Regions from separate parts of the Homo sapiens genome. Here region 1 is linked to region 2. Evidence: read pairs that join two places in POLR2A ChIA-PET (ENCODE). Cell type or tissue: Panc1. All regions are shown on one strand. Links, peaks and the distances in the headings refer to the core of each region. The heading gives the core; the rest is flanking DNA.

Evidence for each region. ChIA-PET counts read pairs that join two places held together with the same protein. Peaks named below come from ENCODE experiments on the same cell type or tissue, not always from the same donor. Only the 100,000 strongest peaks of a DNase experiment are listed, where the experiment ranks them.
Region 1: POLR2A ChIA-PET joins it to region 2 with 16 read pairs; 4 of 35 experiments call an interaction of 5 or more read pairs at or near these places.

The regions. Positions count from the first base shown.
Region 1 is chr3:185,221,837-185,227,218 of GRCh38, reverse strand. The region is part of intron 4 of EHHADH (enoyl-CoA hydratase and 3-hydroxyacyl CoA dehydrogenase); the gene reads left to right. Among named protein-coding and RNA genes, the nearest start is that of MIR5588, 29 kb to the left of the region's middle. In Panc1, for the core only: no CTCF peak of the experiment used is centred there; no DNase peak of the experiment used is centred there.
Region 2 is chr3:185,152,649-185,158,030 of GRCh38, reverse strand. It overlaps C3orf70 (chromosome 3 open reading frame 70), which reads left to right and starts at 4,971. Exons shown (of 2, transcript NM_001025266.3): 1 at 4,971-5,382. The coding sequence starts at 5,208. RefSeq lists an enhancer at 4,786-4,925 and a silencer at 5,346-5,382. In Panc1, for the core only: a CTCF peak has its summit at 5,077; no DNase peak of the experiment used is centred there; H3K4me3 peaks cover 723 bases; H3K27me3 peaks cover 1,797 bases.

The DNA of each region.
Region 1 (5,382 bases), core at 317-5,316, 69 kb before region 2:
TTTTTAGTAAAAGAGGAAAATTGAAGAAAAGTGAGATGAAGATCTTGGTATTAGACTATATGCTGAAGAACAGGCCATAAAAAGAGCACAAGCTTTAGAATCAAAGACCTGGCTTTGAATCCCAACTCTACCACATATAAATAATATGCCTTGTGCAACTTAATTTTTATTTATTCATCCAGCAATTATTAATTTTCTCTCATATGCTGGGCCCTTTTCTAGGCATTAGGCCTATAGCAGTGAAATGAACCAACAAAAATTTCTGCCTTCATGGAGATTGTATGAAGAACAGAACAATAATCACAACAATAATCATCATTGTCATATTTCATTAATTCAAAAATGTCCTTTTCCCCACAGCTTTCAAAGTGAGATGACTCTCAGATTCATTGTAAGTCATGGTTTAATTTACAGTTTTTTCCTAGTTTCTGTGTTAGGAATTTGGGAGCAGCTTACTTGGGATATAGCTCAGGGTTTGTCATGAGATCGGAGTCAAGACACTGTGACTAGGGCTGTAGTCATCTGGAGGATCTACTTTCTTTCTTTCTTTCTTTTTTTTTTTTTTTTTGGAGATGGAGTTTCACTCTTGTCACCCAGGCTGGAGTGCAGTGGCACAATCTTGGCTCACTGTAACTTCCATCTCCTGGGTTCAAGTGATTCTCCTGCCTCAGCCTCCTGAGTAACTGGGATTACAGAAATGCGCCACCATGCCCGGCTAATTTTTGTATTATTAGTAGAGACAGGGTTTCACCATGTTGGCCAGGCTGGTCTTGAACTCCTGACCACAGGTGATCCACCTGCCTCAGCCTCCCAAAGTGCTGGGATTACAGGCGTGAGCCACTGTGCCCGGCCTGGAGGATCTACTTTCAAGATGACCCAGTCACATGGATGACTAGATGGTGCTGACCTTGGCAGGAGGCTTCCTTTCCTATGTACGGGGACCTCTCCATAGAGCTTCCTGAGTATTCACACAGTGTGACAGCTCGCTTCCTCCAGAAAGACACCACAGTGTCTTTTATGACCTACCGTTAGAGTCACATGCCATCTTTTCTAAACTCTCCTATTGGCTATGCAGGTCTTCTCTATTCAGTATGGGAAGAAGCTTGAATACCAAGTGGTTAGACTTGCTGGGGGTCACTTTGGAGACTAGCCACCACAACTGTATGCACACACATATGCCTACCTATTATATAATTTAGATAGATAGATAGATATAGACAGGTGGAGATAAGTGCTAAGAAAACACAAAACAGAAAGGGAGAGATATAAAATGTTAGGAATGGGAGGTGAATTAATATTTCAGGTAGGGTAGCTAGAAAAGGTTTCTCTACAAAATGACATCTGAGTAAAGACCTGAAGAAGGTAAGGAAGCTTGTTATGCCAATATCTGGAGGAAGAAATCCCACATACAGAAAATAGCAAGTACAAAGACCTGAGGCAGGGACATGCTTGGAATGTTCAAAGAACAGCAAGAAGGTCAATGTAACTGGAATGAAATGAGTCAGGGGAAAAGTAGTAAGAGGATGAAGTCATATCTTTTTGGGCTTGGAAGGTTATAGAAAGAACTTTGGCTTTTCTTGTGAATGAGGAAGAAAGGCATTGGAGTGTTTCAAGCAGAGGAGTAACATGCTCTCACTTAGGTTTTTCAAACAATCACTCTGGCTGTTGAAAATATACTAATTGGAGACAAGGACAAAAACAGGAAGACTGAGGGCTGCTATCATAATCCAAGGGAGAGATGATGGGGGCTTGGATCTGAGTAGTGGCAATGTAAATCATAAGATATGGTCAGATTCTGGAGATATTTTGAAAGTAGAGCCAACAGGATTTTGTGACAGAGCAGATACGAGATGTGAGAGAAAGAGGAGAGTCAAGGATGATCTAATGGCCAGAGTGAGTAGCTGGAAGGATGGTGCCATCACTAAGACTGGGATTTCTGCTGATAGAGCAGGTTTTATGGAAGTATCACAAGAGCTTCATTTGGGACATGTTAAGTTTGAGAGGCCTGTTACACATCCAAGTGGAGATGTCAAATAGACAATTGGATAGACAGGCCTGGGGTTTAGGAGAGAGAGGTCTTCTGAACTCCTCTAAGCCTCTGTTTTCTCATCAGTAAACAACCACATGGTTGTTTTAAGGAATAATGAAATAACATGACATGCTTCTGATATAGTGCCTGTTAAACAGACCACATTTCATAAACGGTATCTGGCCCCCAAAGATGTCCACGTCCTAATTCCCAGAACCTGTGAATATATTATGTTACATTCAAAATAACCTTTGTACGTGTGATTACATTAAAGATCTTGAGAGGGAGATTACCCTGGACTATCTAGCTCAGCCCATTTTATCACAAGAGTCCTTATAAGAGGGAAGCAGAAGGTCAGAGAAGAGAGAAGACACTATGTGCTGGCTTTGAAGATGGCAGGAGAGGTCACAAGCCAAGTAATGTAAGCAGCTTCTAGAAGTGGAAAAGACAAGGAAAACATTCTTTCTTACAGCATCCAGAAGGAACACCTTCTGCTGACCTGTTTTAGACTTTTGACATCTTAAACTATAAGATAGTAAATGTGTGTTTTAAGCCTCTGAGTTTGTGGTAATTTGTTACAGCAGTAATACACTACTAATACAAAAGCTATTAGTAATCACGATATTCAGAATCCTGCTTTGGTTTGGAAAATATTTTTTTCTTTCTTTTTTTTTTTTTTTTTTTTTTTGGTGACAGGGTCTCATTCTGTCTCCCAGACTGGAGTACAGTGGCACGATCTCAGCTCACCACAACCTCCACCTCCCGGGTTCAAGTGATTCTCCTGCTTCAGCCTCTCCAGTAGCTGGGATTACAGGCACGTGCCACCACACCCGGCTAATTTTTTGTATTTTTAGTAGAGACAAGGTTTCACCATGTTGACCAGGCTGGTCTCAAACCGCCGACCTCAAGTGAGCCACCCGCCTCGGCCTCCCAAAGTGCTGGGATTACAGGTGTGAGCCACTGCGCCCGGCCGAAATTTTTTTTTTTCTAAGAAAGGGTGTTAAAGAAAAAGATTAGTTAAATTGTGAAAGTTGAAGATTCCCTACTGATGTGAATGAGGAAAAAAAGTGCCAACTTTGTAGGCACTGTTCCCATAGGAAATTAATAAGTAAATAGATTTAGGTGGCTAACCCTTTCTGATCTTCTGAAATCCATAAGACAGGTAATTCTGGAAAGTAGAGTGATTACAACAGCAACCTTCTCCACAATTTCCTTAGAATGCCGTCTGAAAATGAACGAATCTTTAGCAGTAACCACAAAGGATATGCCTGATCATATTGCAGTTCGTTCGCTGATGTTCTCTGTCCAATCAACTGACAGGACTACAGTGTCCTGCTCCTCTTTCTGTTTTATTTTCTAGGTGCTGTCCCCTTTGTTCACAGAAAAGCATAGAAAGCTCTGCTGTATTCTCATAAAGCTTGGCCCCAGCCCTGATGAGTTTCTCTATACTCATTCACAGGACAGGCTTTGAGCTCTAGACTTTGGTGGGATACCTCTTACTACCCAGAATACTATGGGGGGAAAGAGGAATTGGGAGTAACATCTTTATCCTGCCTGCCTTTTAGCTGTAGGTCCAGGTGGGTTTTCGCTATACATTTTTTAGTACTAGCACCTCAAGGCTCTCAGGCAGAAATAATTAATATCAGCAAATATTGTTCTATGACCAAAAGAAAGACACACAAAAATTCTTAAAACTAAAACAACTGCAACTCTAAAACCTATGAAAATATTTTATGACTTAAAAAAAAAGAAACATAAACGTCAGTCTGCTGAAACATTAAAGAAAACAAAAAATTTTAGAAAACTCACATTATTCTAAACTAGAAAAGAAAATATTTTGTTAAATAAGAACACCGTATTTAAAATCAAAACCTTAGCCAAAATAATTTCTTTTTGAAGCAATAAAAAGATGTGGTAGGATAGATTACAGAATCAACAACATAGAGGATAAAAAGAGACACATCTAAAGAATTCAGAAGAATTTAACAAAAAGATAAATAAAATGTAAATGAAGATAGCAGACATGGAAGATACATAACAGAGGTCTCTGCTTTGAATAATACGTGCTCCCAAAGCACAAGGCAAAAAAAATGAAAGCAATAACCAAAAGAAAAAATAGAAGAAATTCTTCAGACATTAAATAGCATCAGAGATTGTACTTTAACAAGCATGCCATTTTCCTGGAAAAACTGATGAGGAGATAATTCTTTGATGTGTCTTGGTAAAGATTTTAAACTTCCAGAAAATAGAATCCTGCAAGCTTCCCCAGGATAAAAACAAATAAAACGAAAGGTTACTTTCAAAGGAACTAAAATTATACCAGCCACAAGTAAATGCTGTGGAATATTCACATGCTAGGATGCTATGTAATATTTATGAAGAATGATGATCTAAATCTCAGGGTTCTTAAAGTGTGGTCCAGGGACTCTCGGGTGTGGCCTAAGACCTTTACAGAGTCCTTGAGATCAGATCTATTTTCGTAATAATAAGACATTACTTGCCTTTCTCACAAATGTGTAGTGGAATTTTCCAGAGACTGTAATATGCCTTGTGATATCACAACAGATTGAATGCAGAAGCAATAGGAGAATGAGAATGCAGCTGTCTTCTGTTAAATCAGACAGTAAATAAATTTGCAAAAATATAAAACAATTGCACTCTTCTCCCTAATTTTTAAATTTTTTATATAATTATTTTGCATAAAAACATTATGCTAACATGCAGTGAGTTTATTATTTTAAAATGAACTAATAAAGAAACATTTTTAAAGCTTGCAGTGATTTTTCTTTTTTTATTTTTATTTTTCTGAGATGGTATCTCCCACTGTCACCCAGGCTGGAGTGCAGTGGCACGATCTCGGCTCACTGCAGCCTCCGCCTCCCAGGTTCAAGTAGTTATCCTGCTTCAGCCTCCCAAGTAGCTGGGTCCACAGGCTCGTGGCACACCCAGCCAATGTTTGTATTTTTAGTAGAAACAGGGGGCGGGGGGCACCATGTTGGCCAGGCTGGTCTCAAACTCCTGACCTCAGGTGATCCTCCTGCCTTGGCCTCCCAAAGTGCTGGGATTACAGGTGTGAGCCACCACATCCGGCCTTGTGATTTCTACACCCAGACAAAAGCTTGCAGTTTTAATTTCTAATACAGTAAATATTGATATATATAACCTACATAAACACAAGCTTTTTGGAGTTCTCCATAATTTTTAAGAGTGCAAAGGGGTCCTAAGACCCGTTTGATAACTGCTAGTAGAAATCCGTATAGAAACCATGATATAAAATTGTGTATACATTAGCCAAATTAGAAAATAATGTGAGGCGGGCCGGGCACGGTGGCTCATGCCTGTAATCCCAGCAC
Region 2 (5,382 bases), core at 237-5,236:
ACTTAGCCTCTTGAATCCTCAATTATTTTGTCTACAACATGAAAGGATTGGTGGATGTATCAGTTAACTTTTGCTGTGTAAGAAACCACCCAGAACCTAGCAGCCTAAAATAACGGCCATTTTATGGAGCTTATGATTCTGTGGTTGATCATGGTGGTTGTCCTGGTCTGGACTGGCTCAGCAGATCTCTGTTGGACTCTCATGCTTCTGTGACCAGCTGGTGGGTCTACATGATCTGCCATAGCCCCATTCATAGTTCTAGTGGTTGACAGACCATTGGCTGGGGATCAGCTGCTCGCCAACTGGAGCACCTCATTCTCCTTCACAAAGCATTTTATCCTTTAGCAGCCTTGCTCAGACTTGTACACATGGTGGTCTCAGGGTTCCAACACAGAAGGAAAGGGCAAATCCCAATAAGAATGCTGTTTGCAAATCTTTACCATTCTCGCTACTCTTTCATTGGCTAAAGCAAGTCACATGGTGTAGCAGGCAGCTTCTGAAATGGCTCTCAGTGATTCTTGCCTTCTGGCATTCCTGCCGTCATATAATCTTCTCCCCTTGCATGGAGCTGGACCTAGCAACTTGCTTCTAATGAGTAGAATATGACAAAATTGATGGAATATCACTCCTGAGAATAGGTTATAAAGGATTGTGGTGCTCTCTCTGACTCTTCTTAAAGACATACTTGTTCTGATAAAGCAAGCTGCCACGTCTGAACTGTCCTATGGAGAGGTCCATGGAGATCCTAACAACCGGTGAAAAACAACAGTTCCTACGGAACTGAATCTTGCTAACATACAGTGAGTGAGTGAGCTTGGAAGCAGACTCTTCCCTGGTTGAACCTTTAGATGGGAAAGCAGCCTTGGCCCATATTTTCACTGCAGCTTTGTGAGAGACTTAGAAGCCAAGGACCTACTGCAGTTACATCTGGGTTCCTGACTCACAGAAACTGTGTGTTCTTTTAATTTGGGAGTGATTTGTTACAGAGCAATAGATAACTAATACACACAGCTAAGCTCAGAGTCAGTGTGGGAGGTGACTATCCAAGGGTACAGTTATAAGAACAGTAATTATATGAATTATTTATACATACTTGCAAACAATTTACCAAAGATGAATCTTTTCCAGCCCTTTAGAACCGGAGATGAAATTATTTTCACTATTTCAACAATTATTTATTCTCTGCCCTAAATATTGAAAACAAGATGGAAATGTTCCTGTCCTCAAAGAGCGTACAGTTTGTGTCGGGGAAGGGACACAGGGAAAGATATTAATTGAAGAATTCCTTCTTTAATTTTTGTTTACAATTGGGATAAGTGACCTGAATGGACAGCGTGTATAGCTCAGTCTGGACTAGTCAGAGAAAATGGCACTTAATCTGAAGAGGTAGATGGGGGATTAAGAGTCAGGGACAGAGGAAAATTCCAGGCAGAGGGAGTAGTATTCTTTTTTATTTTATTTTATTTTATTATTATTTTTTTGAGACGGAGCTTTACTCTGTCATCCAGGCAGTGCAGTGGTGCAATCTCAGCTCACTGCAACCTCTGCCTCCCGGGTTCAAGTGGTTCTCCTGCTTCAGCCTCCTGAGTAGCTGGGATTACAGGTGCGCGCTACCACACCCGGGTAATTTTTGTATTTTTAGTAGAGATGGGTTTTCGCCATATTGGCTGGTCTTGAAATCCTGACCTCAGGCGATCTGCCCGCCTTGGTCTCCCAAAGTGTTGGGATTACAGGCATGAACCACTGTGCCTGGCAGGGAGTAGCATTCCTTTTTTTTTGAGATGGAGTCTCACTCTGTGGCCCAGGGTGGAGTGTAGCAGTGCGATCTCGACTCACTGCAACCTCCACCTCCCGGGTTTAAGTGATTCTCCTGCCTCAGCCTCCTGAGTAGCCAGGATTACAGGTGCGCACCACCATGCCCAGCTAATTTTTGTATTTTTAGTAGAGATGGGGTTTCACCATGTTGTCCAGGCTGGTCTCGAACTCCTGACCTCAGGTGATCCATCCGCCTTGGCCTCCCAAAGTGTTGGGATTACAGGCATGAGCCACTGTGCCTGGCAGGGAGTAGCATTCTTAAAGGGGAGCTGGAGAGGTGGTCAGCAGCTACAGGACAAGTTCATATTTATGATCAAATTGTATGCTATTATGCAATAATTATGGTTAGAGATTTTAAAATTTCCTTTAGAGATATACACCAAAATATTAATGGATGAAACGATTTGATGTTTGAGATTGGCTTAAAAATGATCCAGTGGACAGGTTGGGGGCCTGGAGTGGGTGGCGCTGTAGATGAAACAAGGTTTTCTAAATGAGTTCATAATCGTTGAAACTGGGTGATGGGTACATGGGTACATGGGGGGTTATCTTCATCTCTCTATGTTTGTATATTTTGGAAAGTTTCATAATAAAAAATTTAAAAATCGTATCCCAACAACACATCCTGAAAGCTGTGTGTATATATTTGAGAGGTCACAGCAATTACCTCCTCCCGCTCCACACCAGACAGTAGAAATCAATAACGTCTTTAGGGCAAGGTGATGGAATGAGTTTCATGGTACAGAAAATGTAAAGGCTTCTCAACTTCAAATCACGTGTCTAACCTAAAATAAGGTGTTTGGATAATTCATCTTGCCTCCTAGCTAAAGTGCTATATTGCATGCTTTCTCATGCTCATTTTTTACTAGCTGAGATGGTTTATTTCATATATTGTGGAATCTTACCACATGGTTCACCCTGGGGTAAAAGTCAGGGGAAGGATCCCATACAAGTATTAGTTACTGAAATACAGAGAGGATGCCGTCATAAGGCCTTCTATGATAGGGGCAGTATTAGAGTGAGTTATAGGTTGGAGAAAGAGAAAAATAGGGTAGAACAGATGGAAAGTCCCCTTTGAAAAATTGTTGGTTGGCTTGCTGCAGTAATAATGGAGTATGGATTTCTTTGATTAAGATTTCTCTGCCTTTTACTTCCGTTATTCTGAGGTAGGTCAGACTGTGAAGTTAACAGCAGGGGTGCATAGATTTTGTGTCAGAGATGTATTCCTTTAGGATTTTTTTGAGGCGGGGAGCAGTTGGGGTGGAAGCTGATGAGATGATTCTTCATGTTTGCAACTGTTTCAATGTTAGGTTAATGGGGGAACTAGAGTTTGTGATTTTGATTCAGACCTTTCTGGAAAATACTTTTGCTGCCAAATTGAGTCTCTCCCCAATCCCTAATAAATGAAGATTTCACCAGAGTCAGATATATGCAAATTACATTTCCCTTCTCAAGCCAAGGTTACATAAAAGGGAAAATTATGAAAGATTGCTTATGGCAGCAAGGATTTTCAAGCTTGAGGATGAATTTGGTTGTTTCAAAACCATGATGAGTCTCTTGTCAGTGCAAAGCAGGAAAGGCATAAAGGAGAAAGTGGACCTGGGCATAAACATGTTCCCACACAGTGTTTGTGCTGAAAGCCTTGTTCCTTGAACAAGCATTCTTCTGTGCGTTTGGCAAATAAGGAGGGGGTGTCCCCTCCTCTTCTGTGTTCAAGGCTGGGTTCTGGCCTTGTTGCAGGGAAACACTAATTCCCAGCAGTGCACCATGGGAGCAAATGGTTTGTTTCCTCTTCAGTGAATCCAGCCTGGGGTCGGTTCTCAGCAGCAGAGCCTGGCATGGAAAATCTATTTGGAGCAACTTGTCCCCAGGAGGGAAGAGTGCGAGCCAACTGTGTGGGGAAGCCGCAGCCACCACAGGGTCAGTCACACCTGCTGGCCAGAGCAGGCGCTAACACAGAAAGGCAGAGTCCTCCGCATACATGAGTCCTGTTTGTGTGCCCACCCACTCCTATGTACCACACACACCCGATTTGATCCGTATATGCCATGTGCACACTCGACATGCCAGATACACGCACTGCACTGCCACACATATACCATACACACACCACTCTGTATTACTAAGCATACCCACCCCCACAACACGTGCACAAGCACATGCACGTCCAACTACACACATATACATATTCTGCACGCCACACACACTCAACCACACACACACCACCCACACTCCACCTCAGTTATAACATTCATTTCACATACACACGTATACACACACCTCACCAGTCACTTGCATCACGCATACCACCCACCATGTACCATGAACACACCTAACCACACACAACCACACACGCATACCCACCATACATACTCCAAATAATCATACACACGCACGCAACACACACATCCCATGCACACCAAACTACACATACGCAGACACACACACACATCAATGCACCCAGCTTTGTTGCTTTCCCGCTCAACGGAGGCGGGGGTGGGAGGAGAAGGGGGAGGGGCTGCGGTCCCGGCGAAGGTTGGGGCGGGCGCGGGAAGGCCCGGGCGCACTGGCCTGGGGTTTGGGGCGAGGCGGGCAGGGGTTGGCGGTGCTGGCCCCTGACGCGCCCTGTGGCCGCGCTGGGGCAGGAGGCCCGCCCTGGGTGGGGGGAGTGCGCGCGTGTGCACGAGCGTGTGCGCGCCTCCCAGGGGCTCCATGCCCAGACACGGGGAGGTGTGTACGAGGGAGATGTGAGACGCCTGTGGGGACAGGCTGTGTGTGTGAGATCCTCGCTACGCGATGCACCCGGCCCGGGCCACTAGGAGGTTCGGGTGGGCGTGGGCCAGGTGTGCGCAGCCCTCCGTGGAGCGTGTGGACGCGTGTGTCAGTTCTCGGTGGCCAGTGTCACTCGGGGGGAAGTGCATATGTAGGCTGGCGTGCATGTGAGTACAAAGCGGCCGAGGAGTGTGTGTTCACCACGGCCCTCCGTCGGGGTCTTTCTCCGAGGAAGGAGTGAGTATGTGAGGAGGACCTCGCTGTGACCGGCGGGGACGCCGACGGCCAAGCTCCCCAGCGGCGTGTGTGTGAGAAGGCCGGGCTCGCTGAGGAACGTCGCGCGGGGCCGACCGGCGCGCGCCTGTGCGCGTGCGTGTGCGCGTGGGGCGCGGCGCGCGCCGCGCCGGAGGGAGGGAGGCTGCCAGCCCGGACCCGGTCGCAGCGCCCGGGGCGGCTCCTCCTCGAGCCTGGGACCGCCGCGCTCCCGCCGCCGCCGCGTGCTGGCGTGACTCCCGGCCCGTGCCGCGCCCTCCCGCGTCCGCAGCCGGCTCGGCTTCCTGCCCACCCAGACGTCGCTTCTCCCGGGCTCCCGGTGTCGGCTCCGCGCGGAGGGAGAGGAAATGAGTGCGGCGGCCTCGCCGGCGTCGGAGCGGGGTTGGAAGAGCGAGAAACTAGATGAGGCTCAGGCCCTGGCGCGGAGTTGCGCCGCCCGCAGACCCGACTTCCAGCCGTGCGACGGGCTGTCTATCTGTGCCACGCACAGCCATGGCAAGTGCTTCAAGCTGCACTGGTGCT